Linked DNA regions of Homo sapiens: all the other regions are linked to region 1. Evidence: chromatin loops called from intact Hi-C (ENCODE). Cell type or tissue: heart right ventricle. All regions are shown on one strand. Each heading gives the region's core, and the rest is flanking DNA. Links, peaks and the distances in the headings are about the cores only. Region 1 has its middle 11 kb from the start of ACCSL. Region 2 overlaps C11orf96 (chromosome 11 open reading frame 96). Region 3 has its middle 45 kb from the start of C11orf96. Region 4 overlaps ALKBH3 (alkB homolog 3, alpha-ketoglutarate dependent dioxygenase).

Evidence for each region. Hi-C counts contacts between places; a loop is a spot of excess contacts. Peaks named below come from ENCODE experiments on the same cell type or tissue, not always from the same donor. Only the 100,000 strongest peaks of a DNase experiment are listed, where the experiment ranks them.
Region 2: it touches region 1 in a loop (7-fold over the local background); 70 of 110 quality-filtered maps call a loop at or near these places.
Region 3: a loop joins it to region 1, with 2.2 times the contacts of the local background. A loop is called at or near these places in 43 of 110 quality-filtered maps.
Region 4: it touches region 1 in a loop (12-fold over the local background); 96 of 110 quality-filtered maps call a loop at or near these places.

Annotation. Positions count from the first base shown.
Region 1 is chr11:44,032,578-44,040,551 of GRCh38, forward strand. It overlaps a transcript of ACCSL not described here. Among named protein-coding and RNA genes, the nearest start is that of ACCSL, 11 kb to the right of the region's middle. In heart right ventricle, for the core only: a CTCF peak has its summit at 4,984 (motif pointing left); a DNase peak (open chromatin) is centred at 4,934; H3K27ac peaks cover 502 bases.
Region 2 is chr11:43,943,581-43,951,554 of GRCh38, forward strand. It overlaps C11orf96 (chromosome 11 open reading frame 96), which reads left to right. Exons shown (of 1, transcript NM_001145033.2): 1 at 1-298. It also overlaps a transcript of ACCSL not described here. Among named protein-coding and RNA genes, the nearest start is that of C11orf96, 4.9 kb to the left of the region's middle. RefSeq lists enhancers at 1-513, 514-1,342, 3,352-3,852. In heart right ventricle, for the core only: CTCF peaks have their summits at 1,351 (motif pointing left) and 3,636; a DNase peak (open chromatin) is centred at 1,361; H3K4me3 peaks cover 634 bases; H3K27ac peaks cover 2,547 bases.
Region 3 is chr11:43,984,061-43,992,034 of GRCh38, forward strand. It overlaps a transcript of ACCSL not described here. Among named protein-coding and RNA genes, the nearest start is that of C11orf96, 45 kb to the left of the region's middle. In heart right ventricle, for the core only: CTCF peaks have their summits at 4,153 (motif pointing right) and 5,647; DNase peaks (open chromatin) are centred at 3,228, 3,621, 5,372, 5,502 and 1 weaker place; H3K4me3 peaks cover 613 bases; H3K27ac peaks cover 4,242 bases.
Region 4 is chr11:43,886,402-43,894,375 of GRCh38, forward strand. ALKBH3 (alkB homolog 3, alpha-ketoglutarate dependent dioxygenase) reads left to right here. Exons shown (of 10, transcript NM_139178.4): 5 at 205-252; 6 at 3,324-3,427; 7 at 5,640-5,728. Among named protein-coding and RNA genes, the nearest start is that of ALKBH3, 9.6 kb to the left of the region's middle. In heart right ventricle, for the core only: a CTCF peak has its summit at 4,002; a DNase peak (open chromatin) is centred at 4,000.

The DNA of each region.
Region 1 (7,974 bases), core at 2,050-7,049:
CTCTGGAAGGCTTGAGGCATTAAATAAGCACTCCTAGCTCTGGGAAAACATAGCAGAGTGGACTGGAGTGGGGAGCGGGCGGATACGTGGGCATTGTCCCCGCTCAAGAATTCCTACGAAGAAGGGAAGTGGTGAAGACCAGCTCTGCAGGTCCAGGTTTGAGGGAGACCTAGGTCAACAGAAGCCCAGTAGGTCAGAATGGGCCTTTCAGAATCAAGGAAAAGCCCTCCTGCCAAGAATTTTCCCAGTGGGAAGGAACTCACAAATGTGGTATGACTGGGAGGAAAAGTCCCACAGAAACTCTCAGCTCATCATCTCTGAGAGGCTCCCCCGAGGGAGACGCGGGTGGAGACTTCTCTACAGAGCTCAAGCCTCCCTGGCGACAGTGGGAGGAGTCGGCAGGAACTCCCTCCAAAATGTTTCTTGTATCAGCCTCAGTCTCAGAAGACTGGTGAGTGCACAGTGGAGTAAGGCTCAACAAAAGTTAATAATGAAAGAATGAAAGTTTAAATGGTCAGGTGGACGAACAGTCGGGTTTGGTGGATGGCAGGATGGAACTTGGAAGGAAGAGGCTCAAATTTATATTTGTTATTTCACATAACCTCTCCAGCCCTCCTCCCTGACCTTCCTTCACAGAGGAGAAACTGAAGCCCAGAGATGCTTAGTAACTCACCCATGGCCACGTAGTTTGCCTGGCCACGTGGTCTGTAAGTGGCTGAGCTGGGACTTGAACTTGCGGCATGAACCCTGGGCTCTTGACAAAAACTCCGTATCAGACCACAACACACCATACCATACCTCTTGAAGAGAAAGGAACTTCTTAGGGAATCCTGGCAAACAGGCCCAGAAAATGAGCAGATGAATTCAGTGCCTGCCAAAGCCAGATAGCAACCCCTTCCCAGCCAGGGAACCAGGCCATTGACACGGCCACCACTGTTGTCTCCAGCCTCCTCACCCCCAGCATGCCCAGGGCTGAGGTCATTTGATCTCCCCCACAGCACCAGAGTTCTTAAAGGGGGCCCCTCGGATTTGAAATGTGGGTGACAGTGGTAGATAGTGTCAATGGAAAATGAAACAAAACCCTTTTCTTTGTGTCCCAAGCAGGATACCAAGTCCTGGGCAGGGGGAGAAATGGGTCACTGGAACAAAATCCTCTTTGACAGCTGAAGCAGGAAGACCTTGTTTGGGGGGAGAGTAAACAGAAAGGGCCCAGAAAAGACTGACTTCACTGAGCCGCAGCTCTGGCAAGGAAAACAGCTTATTCATATTTGAAGAGGTATTGGATGCTGGTGGCATCCTAAGTGCTGGAAGGAAGGGAGACACTGCCATCAAAATACATCTAAGCAAAGTAATGAGATGCAGGAGCCCGAGAAAGAAGACATTGGCAGAAGGGATGGGGGTGGGGGCAGTGGGTGGGAAGGAAAGGAACTGGAGGGAGAGGGGTCAAGCCCAGCCGGGCTTGGGCTGTCATTGTGCAGCCATTTCAGTGGCAGCCCCATTTGGTTTGCCTGGAATATGATTCTCCATCTTTGGGGGCGTCTAATGCAAGCTGTGGTCATTATCATCCCCCTAACACCACATGTACATGTAGATACAATTTAGGGTGGGGGTCCACCCACACCCCATCTGGGACTGTGGGTCTTCATGAGCAGTGTGTAGCCCATAGCTCACCCCAGAGACTGGGTCAGCGAGGCACAGGTGGGACTTGGCATTTGTTTTTGGAAAAAAGCTTCCCAGTGATTTTGACATGGCCCCTGGCTGAGCATATTGCTCTGGGGCTCCAGGAAACCCCGATGAAGACCTTAGCTTTTGAGGAGCAAGGATGCTCTATTAGTCTGTTTTCATGCTGCTGATAAAGACATACCTGAAACTGAGTAATTTATAAAGAAAAAGAGTTTTAATGGACTCACAGTTCCACATGGCCGAGGAGGCCTCACAATCATGGTGGAAGGCAAAAAATATGTCTTACATGGTGGCAAGCAAGAGAGAGAGAGAGAGAGCTTGTACAGGGAAATTCCCCTTTATAAAACCATCAGATCTCATGAGACTTATTCACTATCATGAGAACAGCATGGGAAAGACCCATCCCCATGATTCAATTACCTCCTACCAGGTGCCTCCTATGAAGTGTGGAAATTGTGGGAGCTACAATTCAAGATGAGATTTGGGTGGGGACATACCCAAACCATATCAGGTGCTTCATTCTAGCAATGAGAACAAGTGAATTTTAAGTCAGGGAATGAACCTCACAGAGTCCCAGGCACCCTGAGTGGTTCAGGGGCCTCTAGCCAGCTCCACAAGGCAATGAGTAACTCACACAGTAGCTCTAGAGCACCTGTATTATCTTCCCATCATGCTCATAGTAAAAGCTAAAGTGGCTATCCAGGTTTATGAAATCTTGCAGATCCATTCCTCAACTACAGCAAATACACTCTCTTATCCCAGGGCCTTTGCACTTGGCATTCCCTCTGCCTGGAACATTCTTCCTTCCCCCAGAGATCCATGTAGGTTCCTCCTTTGCTTCCTGTGGGTCTTTGCCCAACTATCCTACCTAAATAGCACCCCCTCTTGCTCTCAATATCCTACCCAACTTGAGTTTTCTTCACAGCACTTACCCAATTACATTATACTTATTTATATATGTTGCTCATTTTCTGTCACCTGCTTTAGGTAAATTGCAAGAGGGTTGTGTCTGTCTCGTTGCCGTCTCTCTTCCCAGCACCTAGAGCAGTGTCTAGCATGTCAGTTGCTCAATAAATACTTGTTGAGTGAATGAATAATGCTAATTCCTTCCTCTCTGTTGTCCAACAGGACACAGATGTCATTTTCAACTGTGGTTAAAAATTCCCTGGAAAGCAGAGAGCTGGTTTTTGGATCTGTTTTCCCATGTAAACAGTAAACAAGTAAACAAAAAGCAGCTACTTGGCATCTACGGTATGCTCAGCCACCATGGGCTTAAGGGAGAAAGAAGCAGAGTAAAGCATTAGTTCCTCTCTTCAAGATCTTCACAGTCTGGGTCTGAGTGCTAAGGCCAGAGAATATCTGGGAGGCATTAGAACCATAAAGAATAGCTGAAGGGGCAGGGCACGGTGGCTCAGGCCTGTAATCTCAGCGCTTTGGGAGGGCGAGGCAGGCGGATCACTTGAGGCCAGGAGTTTGAGACTAGCCTGGCCAACATGGTGAAACCTTGTCTCTACTAAAAATACAAAAATTAGCCAGGCATGGTGCTGCATGCCTGTAGTCCTAGCTACTGAAGTGGCTGAGGCAGGAGAATTGCTTGAACCTGGAAGGTAGAGGTTGCAGTGAGCCGAGATCACGCCATTGCACTCCAGCCTGAGCCATAGAGTGAGACTCTGTGTAAAAAAAAAAAAAAAAAAAAAAAAGAAAGAAAGAAAAGAATAGTTGAAGTTCCGAGGGGGCTGGAGCAGTCAGGGAACTTTTCTGGAGAAGGGGAGAACTTCAGTGCCCTTTGAAAAACAGTCCCTGCAATGTAAGTGGTTTGAGCCAGACTGTTCCCCAGGGGGCAACCAGGTAGCAACCAACTGGGTAACTGGCCTTCGGCCCCCGCTGGAGGAAAGTGGGCAAGAGCCATTAGGACCCCGACATGGTGACCTTCCTCCTCCCCAGGATCCCCATTCCAGGTCACCTCATACAACCTAGAGACCAGGCCAGACCTAAAGGAATTGTTAGGGTCCTGTCACTGTGGCCCAGGAATCTGTGAAGAGAATACTCTGGGCCTGGATTCAGACAGGTCTGCAGTCAGGCCCAAGCAAGTAGCATGAACTTGGACAAGATTGAGGAACCTCGCTGGGCCTCAGTTTTGTTACCTATAAAATGGGGCCAAGGACACGTTCCTCATTGAATTGTTGGGAGGCCCGTTATATGGAACCCAGGGCCCAGTATTACAGATTCCCAGGTTCTATGCCAGGTGCTGTGGTGCACACCTGCAATCCCAGCACTTTAGGAGGCCAAGGTAGGTGGATCACTTGAGGCCAGGAGTTTGAGACCAGCCTGGCCAACATGGCAAAACCCTGTCTCTACAAAAAATACAAAAATTACCCATGTGTGGTGGTGCACACATGTAATCCCAGCTACTTGGGAGGCTGAGGCAGGAGCATCGCTTGAACCCTGGGGGCAAAGGATGCAGTGAGTCAAGATCGCCCCACTGCACTCCAGCCTGGGTGACAGAGCAAGACACCAGCTCAAAAAAAAAAAAAAAAAAAGATTCCCAGGTTCTGGCATGGACGGGCCAGGGTCTTGCCAGGTAGGTTCCTCTACCTCTCTCTGGACCACAGTTTCCTTGATGGGTTGGGGACCTTTTGCAGTCTCTTCCCACTGGCTGCACCTCTGTGCCTTCCAGGCTGCTGTCTCCAAAGTGAGTTTGTATGAGGCCAGTGACCACTTAGAAGCCCAGAGAACTGAAGTCAAGGGAGAAAAGGTTATGCAATCTGGAGGGATGGGGAGAGCTGAGGGCAGCTGGGTCAGTGTCCCTGGAAGAGGAATTCTCCTCCTTTCCCCATCTCCCACTGCCTACCTCCACCTTTCCCCAACCTTGGAACCTACAGGCCTTCTAAATTAGGCCATGCCAGATGTTGTACTTGGAATTTGTTTGCTTTTGGAGCAGAGATGCCAAAGGGGTGGTAGCAGGAACAGTCGTATTTGCCAATTCTGGATTCTAATCCTATCACTAGATTCTGGTTGTGACAGTGACCAAGGTACCCAACCTCTCTGAGCCCTGAGTCCTGTCTGTAAAACAGAAATACTAAGAGATCCCAAGAGCCACCAGCGGTTGCAGTGGGTCAGAAAAGAGATGCAATTGCCTGCTCCCAGCCTTTCTGAGGTCACGCACGCGCGGATGGCGCACTGGCTGCTCCTTGTCTGGCCTCTTCTATACTCCTCTCACCCGCTGCTTCTCTGAGTCTGCAGTGCTGGCTGGCCTGAGTTTTCTGCACTAGGCAAGAAAATAAGGGTTTAGCGACCCCTCTTGGCAAATCCGTGTTACAGCTGCTGTAGTCAGGGTGCCCGCAGCAGAGAGGCTCCCAGGCTGTGGAAGGTGAAGTTTTTCCACTGGGTAAATCTTCACTCTACTGTCAACATTCACAAGGTGCCTGCAACTGATTGATTTCTTCATTCTTGTCTTCAGTCATTGAAAGATTAGTTAGAAATGAATATTCAACAAATATTAACTAAAAACTCCCTGTGTGCCTTGGAACTATGGTAGAACGTGAATAGTGTACAGACCAGAAGGGGGCCCAGACCTTAGAAAATTGCATTATGGTATTCATCCATCCATGCATCCATCCATCCATCCATCCATCCATCCATCCATCCACTTGGTCATTCATTTATTCATTCACAGACATTATTGAGCTCTTCCATGGGCCAACCACCCTTCTTTGCGTTTGAGAAATATCAGTAAACAAAGCAATTGAAGACCTCTGCCCTCATGGAGTTTACCTTCTAGAGAAGGGGACTGAAAATAAACGATGCATGTAATAAATGAGTACATTATATAGTATGCTTGAAGGGGAAAAGTGCTATAAAAATGAAAGGTGGGATGGAGGAGGGGGAACTGCAGTGTGGTGAGCATGAGGAGCGGGTTGTAGAATTAAATAGGTGGTCATAGCAGGACTCTGGGAGAAGGTGAGCTTTGAGCAAAGCCTTGAAGGAGATGAGGGAGTGAGCCAAGCAGGTATCTGAGGACAGAGTAGCCCAGACGCTGGATTCATGTTAGAGCCAAGACTCTAAAGCACTGCCTACCTGTTGTGTTTTATACAGAGGGCATGAACAAAGTATGTGGGAACATAGGCATGGGTCCCTTTATCTGCCTGAGGAGTTAAGGAGGAAGGCTCCTTGGAGGAGGTGATAAAAGAGCTTAGACTTGAAGTATAAGCAGGAATGCGCAGAGTGGGCAAGCCTCTGACAGGGCTTTCCAGTGGAGAGGCAGCATGTGCAAAGGCCCGGGGGAACAAGAAATCCTGGTGTGCTGGGAGAGTTAAGGAGGCTCAATGATTTGGGTTGTTAGAGGGTAGAGTTAGAGGGTAGAGTGAGGGGGAGAGGAATGCAAAGGATGAGAGTAGGGAGCTAGATGTGACTGATTATTCCAAAGCTCTATTTGCCACACTGAAGAGCTTGCAAATGATGGCTACAGGGCTGAAATCAACGGGCAAAATGACTTTGCTTGGCTGGCCTTACTTTTTAAAAAATTTTGAATGCCTATTGGAGGAATAGGCAGGCTTCCATTAGCCTATGTCCTCCCCAACCTCTCCCTTTTCCTTAAGTCAGCATTGTACTTGTGTCGCCACTGTGTCCCTGAAGGTATTTGAATTTGCAGTCTCTGTAAGGTGAAGGGGAACTGTCAAAGGATCTTGAGCACAGGAAATAGGGGATCAGACTTTTCCATTGGAAAGTTTATTCTGGGGCTCCTTCAAGTCAGGGGATTTATTTCTTCATTTTGATGCTCCCAGGGTCTAAGACAATACTTGGTATCTAATAGGTGCCCGGTGGATTGTTTTTAGTTTTGTTTTTAATGAATGGGGAATGAATAAACAAATGACAGAGGAGATGGGCTCCCAGTGCAGGACAGGATGGGGGATATGTGAGGTCCTGCCCTCTGGGGTAAGGTGCCTGCCCACAGCTAATGCTTCCTTTAGGTGTGGAATCTACTATGGCACTGTCTTTCCAAGAGTCTTCCAGAATCACCTGTCATGCTTGTTTTAAAAAGCAGATTCCTACCACTCAGCCATAAAAAAGGAATGAATTAATGGCAATCACAGCAACCTGAATGGGATTGGAGACTGTTATTCTAAGTGAAGTAACTCAGGAATGGAAAACCAAACATTGTATGTTCTCACTAATAAGTGGGAGCTAAGCTATGAGGATGCAAAAGCATAAAAATGACACAATTGATTTTGGGGACTCGGGGGGAAAGGATGGGAAGGGGGTGAGAGATAAAAGACTATAAATTGAGTTCAGTGTATACTGCTTGGGTGATGGGTGCACCAAAGTCTCACAAATCATCATTAAAGAACTTACTCATGTAACCAAACACAGCCTGTTTCCCAAAAACCTATGGAAATAAAAAATAAATAAAATGCACATTCCTGGGTTCAGTTATACACCTACTGAATTGGAATCCTACTGATGTGGAGCCCAGGCACCTGTGTGTTAAACAAGCTCTCATTAAAGTTTGCAAAGAGGCACAAGGCAGAGTATTCTGGGGCTACAGGCTGCCTTGGCCTTGCTTCTGTGTAGACCCCTAGAGAAAGCAGCACAGCAGCTAGCTGCCCAGGGCAAGCCTGGCAAGCCCACAGCACATAGTCATGGGCGGTTCCACCTGCCCTATCACTTTAGCATATCTGCTCCCGTCTAGTCCTCATACCACCCTCGGGGAGGTAGGTTTCATTACTGCCATCTTTAACAAGGAGAAACTGAAAACCAGAAAGGCTAGGTGGGTTTGCCAAGGCCACACAGGCAGGGGGGCCTGGGCAGATTGGGATCCAGCTCTCCTGGGTCTCCTTCCTGATCTTTCTTGCCAAGTTGTCTTTTCTGCCCTGGGTTAACCCACTTCAGCTTGTTCTCAAATCATGACCTCCTCAGATATGGGGAAAAGTCAGTAGCTCATTTGTGTTTTAATTGGGAGTCCCTTGCTCTAGTAGTTCTCAGTAGTTTGTAAGTATTAGAATCACCTGGTGGTCTTGATAAAGTACGTAGGCCCAGGCCTAGCCTACTTCAAAGAGCCTGGTCCTGTAGCACTTGATTAGTTCTCCAGGTGATGCCAATACCCTCCAAAGTTTGAGAACCGTGGCTTCAATGAGTGGTTCTCCCTGGGTGGGCGTTGCAAAGCCTTTTCTCTGTAATGGGGCAAAGAAAGCCCACTTTAGGTAATAGGGAATTCCTGGGGAAGATCACCCTGGATGGGAAAAGGTGGATCTTATTATTACCTCTAAAGTCACCTTGTGCCTACAAGCAGAA
Region 2 (7,974 bases), core at 1,262-6,261, 90 kb before region 1:
GCGGGTAGCCACTCCATGCCCTTGTCCGATGGTTTGCAACTCCGATTTTGCACACCGCTCCACCGTGCCCCCCAGCGCACACCCATTCACACTCACGCCAACACTCTCGCTGAACACTTTTATAATTGTTAGGCGTGGCCGTTGGGACTTTGGGCGCAGCGCGGCTGCTACTGCGTCTGGAGGATTGATATTTATTTTTGCATTGCGATGGCTGAAGGCATTTATTTAACGATCTTTTTACCTGGATATGTCTGTGAGGCTCCTGAAAGGAGACAAATAAAGTCAATATATTTGCACAGTGCAGTTTTCCAGGCTCTTGACTTTTTGCACCTTCGGGGTCCAGGCTCCCAAGACTCGGGGAGGTGGGGGAGGAGGTGGCAGGGGGATGTCGGACCAGGGAGCCGGGAGTGGAGCTACCTCCACAAGCTTCGGTCACCGGAACGAGGTTGCGCCACCGGTGCGCGGGTCGGTTGCCTGCCTCCCCAAGTGGATCCACCCCCGGTCCAGTGTGCTCCTGCGTCCCTGGTCTATTCCCCATCGCCGGCATCCGGGCTGAAGTGAAGCCGCAGGAGGGGCGGAGGCAGAGCTGACGATGGAGAGCTCTCTCCTCCGTACAGTTCACTTCCCAGAGCTGGGGTCAGGGTCCTCGCCCCGCACCCGCCACAGAAGACGCATCTCCCTCTGCGCTGATTCCTGGCGGCGGGTGGGGAGATGTCGGAGCCAGCAATGCGAGATGTTTGGGCGTTGGGACCCGAGAGTGGGCTGGAGGCCAGCCTGGGTTGGTCGAGAGTGTGGGTGCGCGCTCGCTGTCGCGGGCAGGTGACTCCCTGACCGCAGTTGACCCAGCGCAGTGCCTGGCGCTCCTGCGCTGCGGGGAAAACCGCGGCCGCTATGTCTCCAGCCGTTCTCTGCGCTCCGCAGGGTTCCTCCAGGAGGGTGGGGCATGTCTTTGGTTAGAGCCTGAAGGGCACCTGGGTACCATCGAGTCCTTCCCTTCTCCCCGCCCCTGCCTTTGTTTACATATGAGAAAACAAGCCTAGGGTAACAGGGAGAGGAGCGCCCCCAGTTCTCCGCACTCCTGGTCCAGGACTCTTGCACCGCAGGAGTTTGTCTTTCCAGTGCTCTTCAGCCACTTCCCGAATCCCTGTCTGCTTCCTAAATCCTCTGGTTTAGCAGTGTGGCAGGGCCACCTGGCTGCAGATGGCCACCAAGGTAACAAACTACATTTGGTTGAGCCGGGCAGGTCCCCACACTGGGGCCCTCTCCCAGACCCTCCCTCCAGGATTACTCCAGGGCTGACCCACCCTGACAGGTTTAGGGCTCCTGCTCCGGTTGCGGCGTCTCTGTGCTCGGGCGCCCTCTGGTGGTGGGGCTGGTGCGTGGGGGTCAGGAATCTCTAGGAGATACCCAGTCTCTCAGCTGCAGCGCAGAGCTCTGGAGAAGACAGCAGAGGAAACGAAACAAAGAAACAAAAATGGAACTACAGGGCCGGAGAGGGTGTTCTTCCCTCGGCTCAGAGAGAGCACAGGCTATGGCCTTGGTGGCTGTAGTATTTGGCCCGTGTCCCAGTCCCTGAGAACACGCTGGCCCAACAACGGGTTCCACTGTGGTGGGGTATCATGGCAGGAGACTCTTAACCTGCAAAGGCCTCAGAGATGTGAGGCCACTGTGGGTCGATGCTTTATTCCAGCCAGGGCAGCTGCCACCACTGGACTAGTTTGAGCTCCACGGAGTGGGAGGAACTTCCTCTGAGCCCAGCCTCATTCTCTTCTCTCTCCAAAGAAACTCCCTGAGGACAGAGGGGCGGACTCCACATCCTGTGCCCCTCTCTCTGTCTTACCTCTTCGGCAGCAGCTCCTCTTTCTACTCTTCAGGAGCTAGATGTCCCAAGTGTCTGGAAGACCTTCCAGTGGGCTTCTAGACCCTTCAGGCCTGAGATCCTCCCCTCTGCATAGCCTTCTCTCGCGGAAGAACCTCCTTCTCAGCCGGGCAGTGGTTCACGCCTGTAATCCCAGTACTTTGGGAGGCCTAGGTGGGCAGATCGCTTGAGCCCAGGAGTTCGAGACCAGCCTGGGCAACATGGTGAAATCCTATCTCTACAAAAAAAAAAAAAAAAAATTAGCCGGACGTGGTGGTGCACACCTGTGTTCCCAGCTATTCAGGAGGCTGAGGGGAGAGGATCACCTGAGCCCAGGGAGGTGGAGGCTGCAGTGAGCAGTAATTGCGGCACTGCACTCCAGTGTGGGTGACAGAGTGAGACCCTGTCTGAAAAAACAGAAACAACAAACAAACAAAAAGAACCTCCTGCTGCCTTCAGCCCCTACCTGAAGGGTCTCCTTGGGTTACCCCAGCCAACAACAGAGGTTATTGAGGGGACCATATTCCCTGCTCAGCTGTGGGCAGGCCCAGCACTGAGTAGGTGCTTCTGAAATGTTTGGGTTGAAATGAATAAAGAGGTGCTGAGGAAAATCCATTCCTATCTTGCCTGCTTCTGTTTTGTTGTTGTTGTTTGTTTGTTTGTTTTGAGATGGAGTCTCACTCTGTCACCCAGGCTGGAGTGCAGAGACATGATCTCAGTTCACTGCAACCTCTGCCTCCCAGGTTCAAGCGATTCTCCTGCCTCAGCCTCCCGAGTAGCTGAGATCACAGGCATGCCTGTGAGTAGTAGCCACCATGCCCAGCTAACTTTTATATTTTTAGTAGAGATAAGTTTCACCATGTTGGCCAGGCTGGTCTTGAACTCCTGACCTCAAGTGACCTGCCCTCCACGGCTTCCCAAAGTGCTGGGATTACAGGCGTGAGCCACCATGCCTGGCCCTGGTTCGTTTTTTAAGTTATTCTTGTAATTTTTTATTGCCCTAGAAATATTTGTTTATTATAATACAAAACAAGTCAGTCATATTCCCACCACCCAGAGATAAATAAGTTAACATTTTGGAGGTGATGCCTATATATGCATGTTTATTTTCTTTTACCAAATGAGTTTGTATTCTACATGCTATTTTTCAACCTGCTTTTTAAATTAATTGGATTTGCATTTAGTATCAGTATGCATCGATCCACATCATAGCTTTTCATAAATTCTATTGAATAGATACTCCATATTTAATTAAGTGAATGCCCCACTATTTAGTATAAAAGTGATGTCTTATTTGTCCCAGTTTCTTAGTTTTCCCACAAACGGGTAGTTCTAAGGGTTGATGTGGAGAGAAGCCTGATAGAAGCCGTGTCCCAGAGAGGCAGAGGGAGGGAGTTTGGGATGCTGCAGTATTAGAGGGATCAGGCTGGTCCTGGAAAGCCATGGCCCATGGGCTACATGGGGGTTGCTCTCTGGTTCTGAACATCTCTGCCCTGCACAGAGGAAGGAGGGCAGACTGGAGGGTAGGGAGCTTGTGTTAGTCCGTTCTGTGTTGCTATAAGGGAATATCTGAGCTAGGTAATTTGTAAAGGAAAGAGAATTATTTGGCTCACAGTTCTGCAGGCTATACAAGCATGGCACCAACATCTTCTTCTGGTGAGGCCTTGAGAAGCTTCCACTCATGGTGGAAGGTGGAGGGGGAGCAGGCATGTCACATGGCCAGAGAGGGAGCAAGAGGGAGGCCAGAGTCTTTTAAGCAAGCAGCTCTCCCGTGAACCAACAGAGGGAGAACTCACACATTGCCGTGGGGAGGGCACTAGCCATTCATGACGGATCCACCCTTATGACCCAAACGCTTCTGACCAGGCCCCGCCTCCAACACTGGGGGTCACATTTCAACATGAAATTTGGAGGGGACAAACATCCAAATCATATCAGAGGTCCTACCAGGCCCCTATGCAACGGCGGGGGCTCAGCTCCTCCCTGTGCTCACAGGCATTCCAAGGTGGCACGCAGCTCCAAGGAGAGGCAGGCTGGGGCCGGCTGGGCTGGGCCAGATATTAGAAGAGGAGGGAAGAGTGGGCAAGACATACAATGAAGGAGCAAGAGAGAGCAAGAGTCAGAAAGAGGTGGAGAGGAAGGAGGTCCCTCAGGGAGACAGGAAAACTCAGTGACAGAGAGAAGGCAATGGAAAGAGAAAGAGATGCAGGGGAATAGGATCAGGAGCCAGAGGATGTTGGATGTTGAGAGACAGAAGGATAAAGGCCCCCCTGGGAGATGGAGAGACACTGAGACAGTGAAAGAGAGAGAGAGAGAGAGAGAGAGAGGGAGAGAGAGAGACCCACAGGGGTAGGAAGGAGGGAAGGAGAATAGGAAGAAGGGTTCCTGGATAATGGGGCTCAGAGGAGAGAGAAGACAGGAGCCCGGGCATCTGAAAGAGCTGTGGAGCAGGCATGAGCTGGGTGGGTGGATGACTGCCCAGCTGGCTGGATTTATAGGCCTGTCCAAGGAGTCACCTCTGTCCTTCCCCTCCCTGCCTGGGCTTCAGCCTGCAGTCCTAGCCTGGGTGATGAGTTTTCAAACAGGCTGGAGCCCAGACCAGGCAGAGGTAATAGGTGGCCATCCCAGCTCTGGCCAACAGCCAGCTAAACATTTCTCTCTGGCCCTGGGGGAGATGTTTAGCAGAGAGTTCCTTTTGCTGATTTAAAAGCCATCTTGGCTTTTGCAGCCCACTGTGTGGCAGGGCTCTAGAGGGAAGGGCTGCCCATGAGCCCAGGGAATTGAGGTCAGCTATGGACTTCAGCTCTCCCTCCTGAAGCACATTTGGGGTAGGCCTTAGGCCCTTTGGCCTCTGGAAAAATAGCAGAGGGGATAAAGGCCACCATTCAGTGAGCACCTCCGATCAACACTCTACTTTCATCCTGATAAAGTTTCTCAGGCATTTTACAGGTGAGAAAACTGAAGCTCAGAGGGGTTAATTTTCTTGACCAATGCTACACAGATAGTCAGGGGTGAGCTGGGTTGCAACCCTTTATTTATTTATTTATTTATTTGAGACAGAATCTCCCTCTGTCACCCAGGCTGGAGCGCAGTGGAGCAATCTTGGCTCACTGCAACCTCTGCTTCCCAGGCTCAAGTGATCCTCCCACTTCAGCTTCCTGAGTAGTCAGCACTAGAGGCATGCACCACCACACTTGACTATTTTTTAAATTTTTTGTTGAGATGGGGTCTCCCTATATGGCACAGGCTGGTCTTGAACTCCTGGGCTCAAGCAACCCTCCCACCTCAGCCTCCCAAAGTGATGAGATTACAGGTGTGAGTTACTTCTCACTGTAACCCCCTGTGGCACAGCCATGAGACTGGGCTTGGCAGCTCTCCTGCTACAGGGAGTGTAACTGACCAGCAGGTGCTCTGGGTTTGAATCTATTGCCTTCTTTGACTGAGGCTGAACCCCCCTAGGGGCTGCTCCCTGCAAACATATGCATAGCTGGAATACTGAGGCAGAACTGTGCTTGGGAGATATGAGATTTCTTTGTTGTGGTCTTTGGTTCAGAGATTCCCTAATGGCTCTGCTGAAGCTGTTTGAGCCTGCAGCATGATTGATGGACAACCACTCTCAGGGCCAGATTTGCATAGTGGCCTGCAGGCCCTCCCAGTCTTCCCAGCTCCTTCTGTGTGACTGCACACAGGCATGACTCCTTTTCAGATCCTCGCACATTTCATCCCATCATGGTGTCTGCTTCCTGGAGAACCTGGGCTGGCACCCCCCTCCAACTCCCAGCAGCTTCCTGGTGCTTCCATGCCTTCTTGGCACAGGGGAGGGTGGTGGGCACCATTTTGGGAAGAACTGCAGGGAGATAGCAAATTTTACCAAACAGATCTGTGTTACAACGGTCTGCTGGGCCTGCATCTCTGCATGGGGAATAAGCACAGAGTGGCCTCTGTGTACCTATAAGGTATGAAAGGAAAAGAAATCTTGGGACCCCAAAGTCACTAAGCCAAAGGGAAAGCCAAGCTGGGAACTATGTCAGGCAAACCTGCCTTCTATTTTATTTCTAAATCAGATAGCTACAAAGATTAAAAAGTTACTTACTGGCCGGGCATGGTGGCTCACGCCTGTAATCCCAGGACTTTGGGAGGCTGAGGCAGGTGGATCACTTGAGGTCAGGAGTTCGAGACCAGCCTGGCCAACATGGTGAAACCCCATCTCTACTAATAATACAAAAATTAGCTGGGCATGGTGGCACACGCCTGTAATCCCAGCTACTTGGGAGGCTGAGACAGGAGAGTTGCTTGAACCCCGAAGGTGGAGGTTGCAGTGAGCCAAGATCGCACCACTGCACTCCAGCCTGGGTGACAAAGCAAGACTCCATCTCAAAAAAAACAAACAAACAACAACAACAACAACAACAACAACAAAACATACTTACCTCCCTCACAATTTGCCCTCGAGGAAGGGCCTCAAGATCTTTACCCTAAAACAATTCTGTTGAATTGAGCTGATGTGAGCTGATTGGCAATGTGAGCTGATAGTTTACATTGAAAGTCATTCCTCTGCTCAACTGAGACAAATGCATATCTGATTCTTTCCTCTGCCTTATTGTTTATGTAAAAATGCAGATTCACTGAGCCAGACTACATTGTGTATTCAGTGAAAGGCTGATCAAGGACTCAAAAGAATGCAACATTTGTCTCTTATCTACCTATGACCCGGAAGCCCCCACCTTCGAGTTGTTCCACATTCTGGATGGAACCAATGTACATCTTACACATATTGATTGATGTCTCATATCTCCCTAAAATGTATAAAACCAACCTGTGCCCTGACCACCTTGGCCACATGTTGTCAGAACCTCCTAAGGCTGTGTCACGGGCATGTCCTTAACCTTGGCAAAGGAAACTTTCTAAATTGATTGAGACTTGTCTCAGAGATATTTTGGGTTCACAAGGGCAAGTGGGTGAGGGACTCCCACATAGACTCTCATCCTTTCAGTCTGTCTATGCCAAAGGCATATTGACTCATAAAGGCCATCTCGCCATTCAGCTCCCAGTCCCGTGGTAGAGTGCTAATTTTTCACCAACATTGATTTTTCCCTTCCTCCAGGGCATGCAGCCAATGTATACATCCCAGATTCTCTTGTGTGGTCTTAAGATAGTGGGTGTACCAGTCCCTCCCTACCGGTATTCTCTTTCTCCTTCCCACAAGGGGGCACAGGGATGTGCCTACAACCCAGCGGGATGATCAAGCCCACAAGCCCAATGGCCTAGGGGATGCCAGAGAAACAAGATGGAAGGATCCCAGATCCCTGAATGACCTTGTGGAGCCGAACAGCCTGTGAGTCAGGAGTGATCACCTTGGACTATCACAGCTGAGGGTGCACACTTCTGTATTCTCTGAGCCACTGAATCCTTGTTGGATGTCTTTAGCAGCCTTTCCCTACCACAAATAAGCAGAAATTAGTACAATCCTGGTAGTGTGGTGCTGTCTTGACAAAAACTCTAAAACATAAGGCATTGACTTAGAGATTTTCCTGCATGCAGGAAGGGTACACATATTGTAGTTTGGAAAGTTGAAGACCCTTGTTATCCCTGGGAAAAGCATCTGGTAAAAACCATTTTTATGACATTGTGGAAAAGCAATCCTGAGTCAACCAAGCCCATAGCACTAAGAAGTGGTTGGAAAGAGCTAGAATATTAATATGCATTGGCTGCTCTTTGTGGCTTTTAGCAAATTATTCCAAGAAAGTCAGGAGAGATAGAAAGTCATAGAGAGAACCTAGAAACCTGGGGCCTTACAGAAGCAAAAGCCACCTGCCTTTATAATCCAAAGAGTGGGAGTTCTGTTGTTGCTTAGCCTTTCTCCAAGGCCACCCAAGGAGCCCAGTGAAAGCTCCAGCCCTGGAGCCAGGCTAGATGAATGGTGTTATCTTCCCACTCCAATCTATTGTTTTAGAATAGCCCCAAGGTAGCTGGGAATTAAAATGGGCCAGCTGGGCCAGAGCAGGAAACAAAGTAATAAAGCAGGCTCCAGACCTCTGGGGAGAAGACATCTTTGGATGTGGTTATTGGCACCTGGAACTGTCCGGAAGCACAAAGACCAGAAGCCTTTTAAGTAT
Region 3 (7,974 bases), core at 1,351-6,350, 49 kb before region 1:
GAGCCAAGATCGTGCCACTTCACTCCAGCCTGGGTGACAGAGCGAGACTCCATATAAAAGAAAAAAAAAACTGCCTTGCAAAGACGCTGTGAGATGAGACATAATGTATATAAAATTCCCAGCCTTGTCTCTGGCATGTGGTAGGTGTCCACTACACGTGGCCATTATTGTGCACTCATTCCAAATAATGATGCAATGATTTCATTATCTTCAGAATCACCTTAGGTTGTAAGAAAAAAAAATGCTTTGTGTAGCTATACCATTAAAATCTCTCCCTCACCTTTCTGTCCCATTATCTGCTTTACTTAGACTTGTTTCAAAATAACTTTTACCTGCTGCTGAGAATGTGTTATTTGCTGGCCTAGGGAGAGGAGACCCAGATGAATGGACTATGGGATCACACCTCCTCTGGGTACAAACAGAAGATGGGAGTGCAGGTTATCCTCTGCCCTGCAACTCCACATATGCTTGACAATGACCTAGCCGGGCTCTGAATCCAGGAATGCTGGGACCAGACACTGCAACCAGGCTCAGAATAAATTAGCAGTGACCCAGAGTTTGTGGCGTCCGAAAGGACATTTCTCTGTGGATCTTGCCAAGATGTTCATTTCAAAGAAAGCCCTGGCTTCTTCAGGCTGCCTTTCCCGTTGGCCACATGCTTCCCCTCGTAGGACAATGTTGCACAATTGGTTTCCCAAACAGGGGTCAGGTCCTGTCCCTTTCCTGTCACAGCCTTGCCCAGCAGAGGGGAAATTGTTCTAAGGGTCTAGATGCGGAGAGCAGGTGGCATGTGTCTGCTGGACGGAGCAGAGGCTGCTGGGAAATGGCCAGGGGCTCTTCGAGGCCACCAGAGGAGTGGCCCTGGGCAGGGGCAGTATGCCAGGGAGGGCTGGGGAAGGGGACCTTCATATCACAGCCTTTAGATCCTCCTGGGTAGAGTTCAGAGCTGGATCCCAGGGACCTTCGAGTTGGAGGGAAACTCGGAGAACTGCAGGGCTAAAAGGGGCACTTAGCAAATCCACGAGAGGCAGGGTGGCAGGAGACCCAGGTTCCCTCCTGGCTGCACCAGTACCTGGAGTGCTTTCTCCCTTTCTCAGAGCCTCTTTTCCTGTCCTGAGCATTGGACGCTGCCTCCGCCCCCCTCCCAGTGTGGTTTCAAGGACCATTCAAGATAATGGAAGGCAAAGTGTTTTGAGAAGGGAAGTGTACCTCCAGTGTGAGAGGTGATGTTAGTTAATGATTAATACCTGGGGGCTGTGTTTCCTGGCAGGAAGCTGGCAGGCAGACAGGGAGAGGAGACCAAAGAGAGAGATGGGAGAGCCGAGGCCATGGGCTGACGTTCCCAGAAACCCAGCCTGGACCATTTTCTTAGGCAGGATCTGTTGCTGTGGTAGGAGGAGCTGTTCTTCCTTCTCAGTCTGCACAGTGGCTTCTGCCCATTCAGTTGTTTATCTGACAAATAATTATCATGTCTTCTCCCCTCTGCCCTGCCCACCAGGCCCCAGGACAGCACTGGGCTAAATGCTGAGAATGGGGTTATGAGCAAAATCCGGCTCAGTCTCTGCCCTTGAGGGGCACGGTCTGGTGAGAGGGTACATGGCAAACAGGAAAAGAGAAATACAAATAGTAGATGATTATCATGATCATTGTCACCATTATTAATATCCAACCGCCTTCTTAACATTTCCCCTTGGATGTCTAAAGACATCTCAGGCTGGGCGCAGTGGCTCACGCCTGTACTTTGGGCCGGCGGATCACCTGAGGTCAAGAGTTCGAGACCAGCCTGGCCAACATGACGAAAACTCATCTCTATAAAAATACAAAAATTAGCTGGGCATGGTGGGGAGTATGCCTGTAATCCCACTGAACTCCAGCCTGGGCGACAGCGTGAGACTCTGTCTCAAAAAATATATATAATAAACAAACAAACAAATAAATAAAAATAAAGGCATCTCCAACTGAACTCATCCAAAGCCGAGCATTCCATGTCACCCTCCCCAGTCTTATTAAATGGCATTTATGGGTATCGGAGAGCCAGAGACGTGGGTGCCATTCCTCTTCCCCTTCTCTCACAGCCATCAATTCCTTCAGCAAGCCCCATCATTTCCACCACCTAAAAGCTCTCTATAAAGGGTACGCTTCTTTCACCAACACTGCCACCCTTCAGGTGACATCATCTCTCATCATGACCATTGCCAGCGCTTCCTAACCTGTCTCCCTGCTGTCTTTTTCTCCCACCCCACCCCCACCCCCCACCCACTCTTTTTAAAGGAAAATATGATCTTCAAACATAAAACTGGATTCCAGCAACCCTCTTGCTTACAACCCTTCTCTGGCTTGGCACAGATCTCAGAGTAAGACCCGGGCTTTACATGCTGGTCACGAAGCCCTGGGTTACCTGGCCCTGGCCAGCCTCACAGACCTCTCCCGGGGCCTCCCTCTGCCCCCTCAGGGTGCTCCAGCCACCCACTGTGGCCATTCTTTGATGACAATGCTGAGCTCTTGCTCACTCCAGGGCTCTTGCACCTGCTGTCTCCTCTGCCTGGAAAAACTGTTTCCCTGGAACTTTACTGGGCTGGTTTCCTTCTTATTTTCTGGGATCAGCCTAAATGTCACTTTCTCAGAGAGACAATGAAGACCCAGCCCTTCTCTCCACCAAAGGCATCTCAACGTTTGCCTGCATCACATGAGTTTGTCAACTGGGATAATCCTTTATTTGCTCATTGGCTGTTTGTCTCCCCCATAAGTGCAGGGAGCTTGTCTACAGGGTTTGCGGTGCAAATTCTAGATTCAGTGTATGAGACACCCCAATAAACTTTTGTTAATGAGATGATGGTGAGTGCTCCCTCACCACCTCCATCCCAGAAGAGGTGAAAGCAAGAGCTCCTTAGAAAGAGCCAGAGACAGTGTGATTCCAGGACTCTGGAAAGTAAGTTCTAGCAATTCCCCCACTCCAAGTACTGGCATGGTGTGGCACAGCGGGGCCTGGGACCCTGGCTGCTCTCCCCAGTGACCTGCCCCCCACCCCCGAGTCTTCTTCAAGAAGAACAAGCAATGGATCCTTGACTCCCCTGTCACTGTTGTAGGGACACGCCCATCAGGATTTCCATCCCTTTGTCCATCCTTCCATCCATCCATTTATTCAACAGATACCTACGGAATCTTCTGAGAACCTGAAGTTAGAAGACCTGGGTCCAGGTGGTGGCCCCTGCCACCAACCCACTCTGGTAGCTTTGGACAGGTCTCTGCCTCCTTCTGGGCCTCCGTTTGTTCCTTTGGAAAGTGGGAGTGTCTGGACCAGATGGAGGAATTTCCAGACTCCTCCTTTCAGAAACGGCAGCTTCCGTGGCCCAGGTGGGAAGGTGTGGCGGGGGACGGGGCTGCAGGGTGGCTGACTCAGAGCCTAGGGAAGCCCCAGTCGCTGCTTCTAGCAAGAAGTTGGCGCTAGGTATCCTTTGGCCTGTGGTCAGTGTCCAGCTGCAGCTGCTGTCTGGGAATGGAGGGAAGCAGGACAGGAAGTGGAATCTGGGTCACCAGTCCCCCAAGCCTCCCCCACAGCACCTCCCCCACTCCCTGGCTGGCTCTGCCTCCCTCTGAGCCACAGCGGTCATCCAGGCCAGGTCCAGTGACTGTTTCTACCCGGTGAAAGGAGGAGGAGGCATCACAGAGCCGGAGACCTGGCCGACTTCCCAACACAGCCCGAATCTCTTCCCAGTATAATCCAGCGCTCGGGGGGGTCAAGGCCAAGGCAGGGTGGAATCCCGACAGAAGTTGGTCTGTGGCTGGGATGTGGTGGGAACAATAATGTGCGTTTGGCAGGCAGAGAAGATTTTTCCTTTCGGGCATTTCAGACAATGCTTCTTCCCCCACCCCCCCGCAGGGAATTTTCCTGGGCCAAGAACTGACAGACCCTGAAAGAATCTGCATGGAAAATGGTTTCAGTCCCAGGGGTTAGAGCTGCTTTTTCCCACCCCCACAGGAAGGATGAATGTCCCTGATGCCCTAGCCTCAGCTCCACCATGAGGTGGACCCTTTCTTCTGTGAACTTGATCCTCTCACTGGAAAGTCTCCTCTCTGCTTTTAGGGACAGTAGTTTACAAAACTAATTCATACTAGGGTGTGAACAACTCACTCCCTGTTAGCTGTTAGGGATCTCTGTTCCCCCGCTAGGGGGAACCCTGGCAGGGCCTGCCTGGAGTGCCCACACCACTCTCCCTTACCCTTCGTGTTACCTCCAAAACACGGGGGTTCGTTTGCCTGGTGAGTAACAAATAACTCTTCATCAGAACTCAGGTTTTGATCAATAGGCGTTTTATTACTTGGCGCAAGTAAGGAGCTCCCTGGGAATATTCTCCAAAACAGTGTCTTCTAGAGGGAAGGTGACAGGAGGGTGTTACGGAGCCATGGAGAGGGGAGAGGTTGCATCATCGCATGTAGAAGGGGGTCTCGGTGGCGTAGATGCAGTGAGTCATTTTGCCAGCACACAGGCCGAATGTTAGAATAATAAAGCTACAGCTTCTCCCAGGGCAGAGACTTTAGCGTGGTAATAAGGAAAGTTCACTCAGGCTTATCACTAAGCTGCTGGGGTCTGTCAGGGTCTGTCACCTACTTAAGCAAGCAGGCCACTCGGTTCCACACAGGGTTTAGGAAGAAACAGGCTGCAGGGCAAGAGGCTGCAAAACAGGATGATTGCTCTTAAATTCCTCTAATCCTAGGAGACCATTTCTGTCTGCTGATTCTCTCTTCTTTTTTTTTTTTTTTTTTTTTTTTTGGAGACAGGGTCTGGGCTGGACTTGAGCTCCTGGGCTCAAGCAATCCTCTCTCCTCGGCCTCTAGAGTAGCTGGGACTATAGGTACATGCCACCACACCCTTCTCCCCAAACTTCCTACTGCTGTGGTCCTCACCCGCAGCCAAAAGGCAGGTGTGACAGTGCGAAAGATTGGTCCTCCCTGGGTTCTAACTGGTGAATCACAAACTCGGTTTTCTTCACGGGGAGCTGGTCTAAGGTCAGATTCAGCCAAAAGGCAGGGGACTAACAGTGGCGTTTAGGGCATGTGCAGGCTGCAGACTTTGTGGCCAGGCCTCAAGCTGCTGTGTGGGGAGGCTCAGCGCTGGGTTCAGCTCTGCCGCTCATCAGCTGTGTGGCCTTGGACCAGTCACTTTACCTCTCTGAGCCTCAGTTTTCTCACCTGTGAGATGATGACGATCTGGCCTGGCAATGATGCCACAGAGTCAACAGAAGAGGAACAGGGGAAGGTCTGGGTGAGAGGTGGGTTGCAGACAGTCGGAGCCCTCCACGGATCTCCCCTCCCCCGCCTGCCTTCCTGCCTAGGCTTGGCCAGATGGTGGGAGCTGGGAAATGCAACAGAGCTGCACGCTCCTGGTCTATTTTGAGAAGCCTCCTGTTTCCTTTCCTGCCTGGGGCCATGTGGTTACTGCAGGTCTCTGCTTACAGGACAGGCTCAGAGGGCCTGACCTTGGCCTTCCTCTGCCCCTCACTCCCAGCCCTTCCCTTCCTCGTGGTCTGGACCCCATAAATCCCCATATCCTGGTTCCCAGCCCAGGCACCATGGCCCCCACCCAGCAGGGGTGGAGATCAGGCTTTCACAGGGGATTTGGGGCAGAGGACTTTCCACTTCTCTGCACTATGGAGGAGCCAGTGAGCTGTCCCACCACATCCAGGTCCCTTTGCTGCAGAGCCTTGCTGTTGGTGGCTGCCAGCATCTCCAGCTTACTGCAGGGGTTGGGGGTGGAGTCTTCCACACTCTCCACACAGCTTCCTCCAGAGCCTCCTCAGGGTCCTGCAGAGAGAAAGGGCCACCCAGAACGCTGGCGGCCCCGCCAAGAGGTCAGGCAGCCCCTGGCTTGTGGCCTGCCTTGTCTGAGTTCCAGGTCAGCAGAGGAAGTGGTGGCCCCACATGCTGTCAGTCGCCATGCCAGAAACTTAGCAGCCACCCATGATTCCTCCCTCTCCCTTACTCCTCCCTTCCCAGAGCCCTGACCCCAGCATGCCTGGCTTTGAGTCCCACCTCTATCACTTACCAGATCTGTAACCTCTCACCTCTCTGTGCCTTAATTTACTTGCCTGTGAAGTGGAGATCAGGAGAGCACCTACCTACTTCATTGGTTTGTGGGGAAGAGATAATAGTTAACACTGACAGAGTGCTTAGGACGTTGCCTGGCTATCTTAGTCCGTTCTGCTGCTGCAACAAAATACCTTAGACTGGGTAATTTATAAATCATAGTAATTTATGTCTCATTGTTCTGGAGGCTGGGAAGTCCAACATCAAGATACAAACAGATTTAGTGTCTGGTAAGGGCCTGTTTTCTGTGGGTCATAGATGGTGCCTTCTTACCGTTTCCTCGCGAGGTAGAAGGGAAGAATTCTCATCTCTTCAGCCCCTTCTGAGGGCTCTAATCCCATTCATGAAGTGGAACCCTCATGCCTTAATACCCCCTAAAAGCCCCTCCTCTTAATACTATCACATTGGTGATTAAGTTTCAACATATGAATTTGGGGAGATGCATTTAGACCATAGCTCTGGCACATAGCAACTGCTCAATTAATGCTAGGTCTTGTTATCAAATTGGTCAACACATTCCACCCACTCCAATTCTTTGGGATTGCTTCTGCCTCCTAGATTTCTGTCCTCCTTTAGCCGCTCCTGGTGCACTGCAGAATGCTTCTCACTGGTTTCGCCATCTCTTTCTTCCACCCCACTAAAGCCAGGGGTGTGCCGTGGCTCACACCGTAATCACAGCACTTTGGGAGGCCGAGGTGGGTGGATCACTTGAGGTCAAGAGTTCAAGACCAGCCTGGCCAGCAGAGTAAAATCCTGCCTCTACTAAAAATGCAAAAATTATCCAGGTATGGTGACAGGTGCCTGTAATCCCAGCTACTTGGGAGGCTGAGGCAGGAGAATCACTTGAACCCGGGTAGCAGAGGCTACAGTGAGCCCAGATCATGCCACTGCACTCTAGCCTGGGCAACAGAGTGAGACTGTGTCTCAAAAAAGAAAAAAAAAAAAGTCTGATTAGTGTCACAGGGTTTTGGAGTCAGAGAGATTCATTCATTCACTCAACAAATATTTATTGAGGGCTTACTACATGCCAGGCCCTGTTCTGAGCACTGGGATATGGCAGTGCCCTATGCAAAGTCTGAAGCTTGTATTCCAGTGGATTTAAATGCCATTCCTGCTACTGGGTGGACTTGGACAACTTCCTAATCTCTTGCAGCCTCCATTTTGTCATCTGCAAAATGAGATCACAGAAACCTGCCTCATGGGCACACAGCTGCACACACAAAGTGTATGAAATATTTCCCAGGTGGTAGCTCTAGAATGAGAACAGTGAGGATGGTGTCATTCAATTCCTAAGTTTCCATGGTTCATGCTGGGCTCAGGTGTGGCATTCAAGCTGTCCAAGATCTGGATCCAATATACACCCCCCTGGCAGGGTGTGGTGGCTCACACCTGTAATCCCAGCACTTTGGGAGGCTGAGGTGGGCGGATCACCTGAGGTCAGGAGTTCAAGACCACCCTGGCCAACATGGCGAAACCCCATCTCTGCTAAAAATACAAAAATTAGCCGGGCCTGGTGGTTGGTGCCTGTAGTCCCAGCTACTCGGGAGGCTGAGGCAGGAGAATTTCTTGAACCCAGGAGGCAAAGGCTGCAGTAAGCTGAGATTGCACCACTGCACTTTGGCCTGGGTGAAAGACAAGACTCTGTCTCAAAGAAACAAAAACAAAAACAATCCGCACCTCCCCCAAAGCCCACCAGCCCAGGATCTAATGACTCCCTGATAATCAGGCCACCCCAAGTGTCTCATTGCTCCTCAGACAATTTGGTCCCTTCATATCTCTTAACTTTGCACACACAGTTCTCCTATCTGGGAACTTAAGCCCCCTCACTTTCTTTTCTTAACAATCCCCTCCCTCCCCATCTTTTTTTTTCTTTCTTTTTTTCCTTTTTCT
Region 4 (7,974 bases), core at 1,362-6,361, 150 kb before region 1:
GATACTGTCACAGTTCCATTCCAGTGCCATTAATGATATACCATGATCTTCTCAGTGGTAGAAGAAGGTGGGGATTATGCCTCTCTCATAACTAAATGACTTTGGTGAGCCAGGACTTTGGCAGTTCAGAAGGATAACTCTTCCACTGGGTATAGCATATTGTTTTGCCTCAAACTAACAAGTCTGTTTCCTTTGTTTCTTTAGCAGAGAGGGTGTGTATGAAATCAGCCTGTCACCCACAGGTGTATCTAGGTAAGCAAATCCTCACAAGAAGTGACCGTAATTATCACTGAGTTATAGTCTCTTAAAATAGTTTACTCCCCTAGAGAAAGAAAATGTAGTACATATACATTATGGAATACTATGCAGCCATTAAAAGGAATGAAAGCATGTCCTTTGCGGGAACATGGATGGAACTAGAGATCTTTATCATCAGCAAACTAACGTGGGAACAGAAAACCAAATACTGCATGTTCTCACTTGTAAGTGGGAGCCGAATGATGAGAACACAGGGACACACAGAAGGGAACAATAGACACTGGGGCTTGTCGGTGGGTGGAGGGTGGGAGGAGGGAGAGGAACAGGAAAAATAACTAATGGGCACTAGACTTAACACCTGGGTGATGAAATAATCTGTATAACAAACCCCTATGACAAAAGCGTACCTATATAACAAACCTGCATATGTACCCCAAACTTAAAGTTTAAAAAAGTCTACTCCCTTATTTCAAATAGGTAACTTCTGCCCCTTAAATTCTTGGGGAGCAAAAATTTGATAATATCTCCTTTTTATTAGTATTTCTAGCATCAAAATATTTTCAGGTATAGTTCCTAACCTTTCTGTCAGATATAGTAGCTGCTATTTCCCAAGTTTTTTAGATGAGGAAATGAGACCTAGGAAGATTGAATATTTTTTTCTTTTTGAGACAGAGTTTTGCTTTTGTTGCCCAGGCTGGAGTGCAATGGTGCTATCTTGGCTCACTGTAACCTCTACCTCCTGGGTTCAAGAGATTCTCCTGCCTCAGCCTCCCAAGTAGCTGGGATTACAGGCATGTGCCACCAAGCCTGGCTACTTTTTTCGTATTTTTAATAGAGATGGGGTTTCATCATGTTGGTCAGGCTGGTCTCGAACTCCTGACCTCAGGTGATCCACCTGCCCCACCTTAGCCTCTCAAAGTGCTGGGATTACAGGTGTGAGCCACCACGTCTGGCCTGAATATTTTTTCTTAGTGCCACATAATAACTTGACATTAGAATTGCGCCTAGCCTGGACTTCTGTGCTGTGAGTGCTACATTATATTATTATACTTCATGTATATTACATATTGTAGATTATTGTGTATAATGTTACAAATTGCTACACTAGGGTAAATTTCTTTTTTTGTTTTTTTTTGTTTTGTGTTTTGAGACAGAGTCTCACTCTGTCACTCAAGCTGGAGTGCAGTGGCGTGATCTCCACTCACTGCAAGCTCCGCCTCCAGGGTTCACGCCATTCTTCTGCCTCAGCCTCCCGAGTAGCTGGGACTACAGGCACGTGCCACCATGCCCAGCTAATTTTTTTTTTTTTTTGTATTTTTAGTAGAGACGAGGTTTCACCGTGTTATTCAGCATGGTCTCGATCTCTTGACCTCGTGATCCACCTGCCTTGGCCTCCCAAAGTGCTGGGATTACAGGCATGAGCCACTGCGCCTGGCAGTCTTTCTGTTTTTGAGACAGGGTCTGGCTCTGTCACCTAGGCTGGGGTGCAGTGGCACGATCTCAGCTCATTGCAACTTCTGCCTCCTGGGCTCAAGCCACCCTCCCACTTCAGCCTCCGAGTAGCTGGGATTACAGGTGTGCGCCACCACACCTGGCTAATTTTGTATTTTTGTTTGTTTGTTTGTTAGTGATGGGGTTTCGCCATGTTGCCCAGGCTGGCCTTGAACTCCTGGGCTCAAGTGATCTGCCCGCCTTGGCCTCCCAAAGTGCTGGGATTACAGGCGTAAGCCACCATACGTGGCCTAGGATAGATTTCAGTAGTTAAAGCATATACTATTTAGGGTATATTAGGCATTAGTCATTGTTTTAAAAACATTTAAAAACATTGAAACATTAACATCGCCTTAATGCATGAGTATACTAATTGTCACTATAAAATAATGAGACATTTAAAACAAATAGAACTTACACATCTAGATGAATTTCTTCAGAGGAGCTTCTGCTGGAACAATGGCTCTGCCATGGTTATAACCTTTTTTGGAACTGTTATTTTAAAGCAAGTCACTCAAGAAAACCAGTTTTATTGTTTTGGTCATATCTCATTGTTAACTAGATACGGCTTCAGGTAAGCTTTGGCTCTTTCACAAAATCAGATGCACCTTCAAAGAGTGAAGATTTGCTACCAAGGCAGTTTAAGAGAATCTTCCGTGGGCTTTCAGAAGGTATCTTAAGAAAGATATCCAAAATTATTTTGAGCTGCGTTGGCATTGTTGAAATAAACACATATTCAGTGGGAGAAAGAACCCTCATTAGCTGTGTTTATTTTGATACAGTCATAATGAGCTGTAGCTTTTCCTAGAATTAGCATAGTCTCAGAAGACTACCAATTGTTTAAATAAAACAGGGCCAGGCATTTTATTAGTTATTCTTTTTTTTTTCTTTTTTCGAGATGGAGTTTTGCTGTTGTAGCCCAGGCTAGAGTGCAATGGTGTCATCTCAGCTCACTGCAACCTCCACCCCCGGGTTCAAGCGATTCTCCTGCCTTAGCCTCCCAAGTAGTTGGAACTACAGGCATGCGCCACCACGCCCAGCTGATTTTGTATTTTTGGTAGACGGGGTTTCACCATGTTGGTCAGGCTGGTCTCGAACTCCTGACCTCAGGTGATCCACCCGCTTGAGCCTCCCAAAGTGCTGGGATTACAGGCTTGAGCCACTGTGCCTGGACTTATTATTCTATTTACTCTTCACAGTGAATCTATGAGGTTGATGTCATCTCAGGTTACAGATGAGAAAACCAAAGTTCAGAGAGGTTCAGTAACTTGCCCAGGGTTTCACAGCTAAGCAGTACTGAAATACTGTTTGAATTATGATCTATAAAAGCCCTCACCTATCATCCCTTTATCCTTCATTGCCTCTTTTATTTGTCCCAACATGAAAGGAGTTTATTTTATATCTGGAGCCTCATGACCTGGGTGATGTTAGGCTCTGCTTGCTGTGGGAGCTGTGGTAAGATGATTTCATGTACCCATTAGAGGCTGCATCCAGATTAACTGTTTCCACTAACATTTAGAGTCTAACTTATCTTTTCCATGTTTTTTGGTTAACAATGTTCATTCTGCACCCAGGGTCTGTTTGTATCCTGGCTTTGTTGACGTGAAAGAAGCTGACTGGATATTGGAACAGCTTTGTCAAGATGTTCCCTGGAAACAGAGGACTGGCATCAGAGAGGGTAAGTAGATCCCAGAGGTCACAGTTGGTGCTGCGTGTTCTCCCTCTCTGGAATGTTTCCTAGTACCATCACTTCTGCTCACCAAAGCTAGTCTTAAACAGAAATTCAAAACCTGAGATCCTAAGAAAGTAGAATTAGCCAAAAAGGACAGGGAAGAGTATTCCAGGCAGGAGAAACAGCAGGTGGAAGGCCCAGAGATCAGAGAGAACATGGCAGGAGGATAGAGGTGAGAGTTCAAGGAACCAAAGGAAATTTGGTTGGCTGAACTATGGCTGACATACTTATCTCCTTTTGTGTTTGTTCACTGACTTGCTTCAAATGGTGCCAACTTTTTCCTTTCTTCATAGAAAATTACAGAGCTTTCTTTTTTTCTTATCCTATTTTGCATACATTCTTTCACACTCCTTGCTGACTTTGTATTCTTCTTTAACTTTTGCCAGAAGAGTCCAGTCTCCTCTAGCTTCAGCATCTGTACTCTCCTGAGCTTGTAAAAGTGACACGGCAGTTTGTTACCTGAGTTGGAACCTGAATCTCTGCGGGCATCCACAAGCCAACAGTGCCTGTTATACCACAGGCGGTCACTTGGGGGCGTCTGTACTCTAGCATCGAATTTTTTTCTGGCACATTGAGTGAATTTAAATTTTCTGTAAAGAGGCAAAGTATATATAGTTGTCCCTCAGTATCCACAGGGGATTGTTCCCTGTGGATACTGAAATTCATGTATGCTCAAATCCTTTCATAAAAACTATCATAGTGGCTGGGCGTGGTGGCTTACGCCTGTAATCCCAGCACTTTGGGAGGCCGAGGCAGGTGGATCATGAGGTCAGGAGATCGAGACCATCCTGGCTAACATGATGAAACCCCATCTCTACTAACAATACAAAAATTAGCCAGGCATGGTGGTGCGCACCTGTAGTCCCAGCTACTCGGGAGGCTGAGGCAGGAGAATTGCTTGAATCCGGGAGGCAGAGGTTGCAGTGAGCCGAGATCGCGCCACTGCACTCCAGCCTGGTAATAGAGTGAGACTCCGTCTCAAAAAAAAATAAAATAACTATCATAGTATGTGCATATAACCTATGCACATCCTCTAGTATCCTTTAAATCATCTCTAGATCACTTATAATACCTAATACGATGTAAGTGCTATGTAAATAGTTGTTATACTGTTTTTTATTGTGGTATTGTTATTTGTAATTTTTATATATTTTTTGAGTATTTTTGATCCATGGTTTGAGTATTTTTGATCCATGGTGGATGTGGAACCCACAGATATGAAAGACCAACTGTACTGGCTTCATTTTTGTTACTCATGCATCAGAATAGGAGTCAGCTTTCTCTCAGCCTTCAGGACAGCCTTCTCTCAACTCCCACAGTTTCTGCAGCAGGGCTTTTGGTGACAGACATGGCTTTGATTGTTGGCTCTTTCATTCAAAGTAGTTGTTAATTTTAAGCAAATTACAGTTAAGTAACTCTCTGATCCCTGGTTTTCTTATCAGTAAAATTAAATTAATAACAATGTCTTTCTTATAAGGTGGTTGTGTTAATACAATGAGATAACGCATGAGATTGCCTGGTACATAGTAAGCCTTCAGTGAGTATTAGCTGCTGCTATTATTATTATTATTATTGTTCTTATTGTTGTGGCTGATACCAGTTATGGGAAAAAGAGTAGATCTATGGATAACTGCTTCTCTAAATTGGAACATCAAAGCCTTCTGATGAAAATCAGCTGCATGCCACAGTTGGTCAGGGCACTTTTTCCTCCCTTGAATCAAAAAGGTTTACACAACATTGCACACATGAATGAGCAGTTTGTCTTGTTTCTCACATGGATGTTGGTGCCACAAATTTCTGCAGACAGGGGTTCAGTCTCCATATTCTGCTTTTTGAGACCGTCCCTAGTCTGAGCCCCACTGTTCCCCAGTGTGACTCTTTGCCCTCTCTTGTTTATGTCATCACTAATACAAGCAAGTCACCCACATTCTCATCTCAGAGCCTTTGCCCATGTGGTGTCTGCCAACATAGTGGTTTCTCTTGTCCATTCTACTTGCAAAGTCCCATATCTTCTGTGAAGGTGGAACTTTGGGTCACAGCCCATTCTTACTTTTCTTTTGTATTTCTCATAGCACATTGCAAGGCACAAAGTTGGCACTCAGTAGTAACACCTTAAATAGCATTAAACCATTTCAAAGGCCTGTATTTTCTTTCTTAGATATAACTTATCAGCAACCAAGACTTACAGCATGGTATGGAGAACTTCCTTACACTTATTCAAGAATCACTATGGAACCAAATCCTCACGTATGTCAACATATTGTCATTGGTATGGTTTTATAGACTATATACTATGTGTTGAGTGCTATAAAATAACAACAAATTACCTTGCAGAGATTCATGCTGGTTCCTAGTTCAAAAAACCTCTCTGGGTTGAAACATTGAGTCTTTGTGCTTGTCATCCTTCATGTGCTAGAGGATGAGAAAAAACTAGAACTAGAGTAAACTGAACCAGAGTCTAGCATTTCAGGAAAATGAACTATTTCTTCTCCTAATATCCCTCTTTCCCAAGCTTTTCTAGCTGTATTCCTTCTGTGTACACCCTGGTATGCATTTGCTGTGGGGCTGAGTCCTTATGACTGACGAGTGAGGTCAATATGCCTTTTTCTGTTTCTCAGGCTCTTTTGCTATTTGTGAAAAAAAATCTGATGTTTTTCTTGTTAACTTTGTATTTATTCTATGGCTGCAGTTCTCAGACTTCCGTCTGATTTTGCTTTGGCTTGTTTCTGCTGCTGCTTTTGCTTTTAAAAAATTTCCATGAAAGTAGATGAAGATATTCTAGTATATAAATTAAGCTCATCCAGGGGATAGAGTTAAGGTCCAAGAAATAGCTCCCTGTTTAGTTCCTGGAATCTTGCCTTTGGCAAATAATGTTATGTTTTATTGAAAGAGACTTTGAAGAAAATGGAGTTTTGCTTATGGCATTGGGATACACAGAAATGTGACACATTTCAGAGCTTCTAGAAATTTGTAATTGCAAGCTACCACTTTACTAAAATTTCAGGGAGAAAACATTGACTGAGGGAACATGGCCTTTTCACGTAAGGAGATAGCTGCATGCTTTGGTTTCAAGGGCTGCATTTAGAATGTGAGCCAGGGAAGTGCCGAGACCCTTTATATCTGAGGTTGATTTTGAAACGTGGAGATAATAGAATTAGGCCAGTCCAACATAGCCTGCTTTCCTTGTTTCTGTCAGAGTTAATTTATCTTCTTGTCAGTAGTCATAGCAGAGAATTTGAGGATTAAATGGGCTGTGGGGAAGTTCTTTCTCATTCATTCTAGTTAATCTTTTAAAACAAGATTTCTCAACCTCAGTAGTATTGCCATTTTGGGCTGGATAATTCTTTCTTGTGGGTCTATCCCTTGCATTGTAGGATGTTTACCAGTATGCATGACCTCCACCTGTTAGATGTCAGTGGCACCCCTCACCCAGCTGTGACAACCAAAACCAACTCAAGACATTGTTAAACATCTGGGGGGGCAAAATTGCCCCTGGTTAAGAACCAGTGGGAATAAACACAGGATCTGCTGAGTAAAGTAGCCTCTTATTGTCCGACATTTTGGGAACATTTTGACAACTCTTCAAAATAATTTATGACAATCCTTTTTTTTAAATGTTGGTAGTATGTGCTTATTGAAAATTTAGAAACTGCACATAAACAGGAAGAATATTAAAATTCTTGATAATTCTACCCCATGTTTTGGTTCCAATCTTGTTATTTTAGACAAATATACCTAGAGAATCTTTTTTTCTGTAACAATAAAATAGTCCAGGTGTGGTGGCTCATGTCTATAATCCCAACACTTTGGGAGGTCAAGGTGGAAGGATTGCTTGAGGCCAGGAGTTCATAACCAGCCTGGACAACATAATGTGGTCAAATTAGAATTCTTTAATTCAGATTTGGCTGGCTCATAACTTTGCCTTTATTGGTGATATATTTAGTTCATTTATATACTGTCTTGAACAAAAAAGAGCTACCCTTTCTCAGATTTTTATTTATGTTCATTTTAAATTTAGATATAGGGTCTTGTTATGTTGCCCAGGCTGGTGTTGAACACCTGGGCTCAAGTGCTCCTCCTGCCTCAGCTTCCTTTAATAGTTGTGATTATCGGCCACACCCCGACCTCTCAGAATTTTTTAAAGGTGGATTCACTAATGTATGTATATATATGTTGGGAGTACTTGTTTAGTTTAAAAATTGTCATTACCTGAAGCTTAATATCCCGTACAAAATAAGCAATTTCAGTCATGGGTTTTTAAACTTGTTTTAGTTTTTGTTCAAACTAAATCTCACATGAGCCCAGTGTATAAAACAGATCAGAGCCTTGACTGGCTGGGAGTCCCACCAACTTGACCTCTCCTTTCTTCTCCTGTAGACCCAGAGGTACCTCTGAGGTACCTAGAACTCTATACAACACTGTTTGAAATCCACTGAATAGGTCCTTTCACTTCTGTGATTCATATTTTTTGTATTCTTTTCCTAAAATGTCTT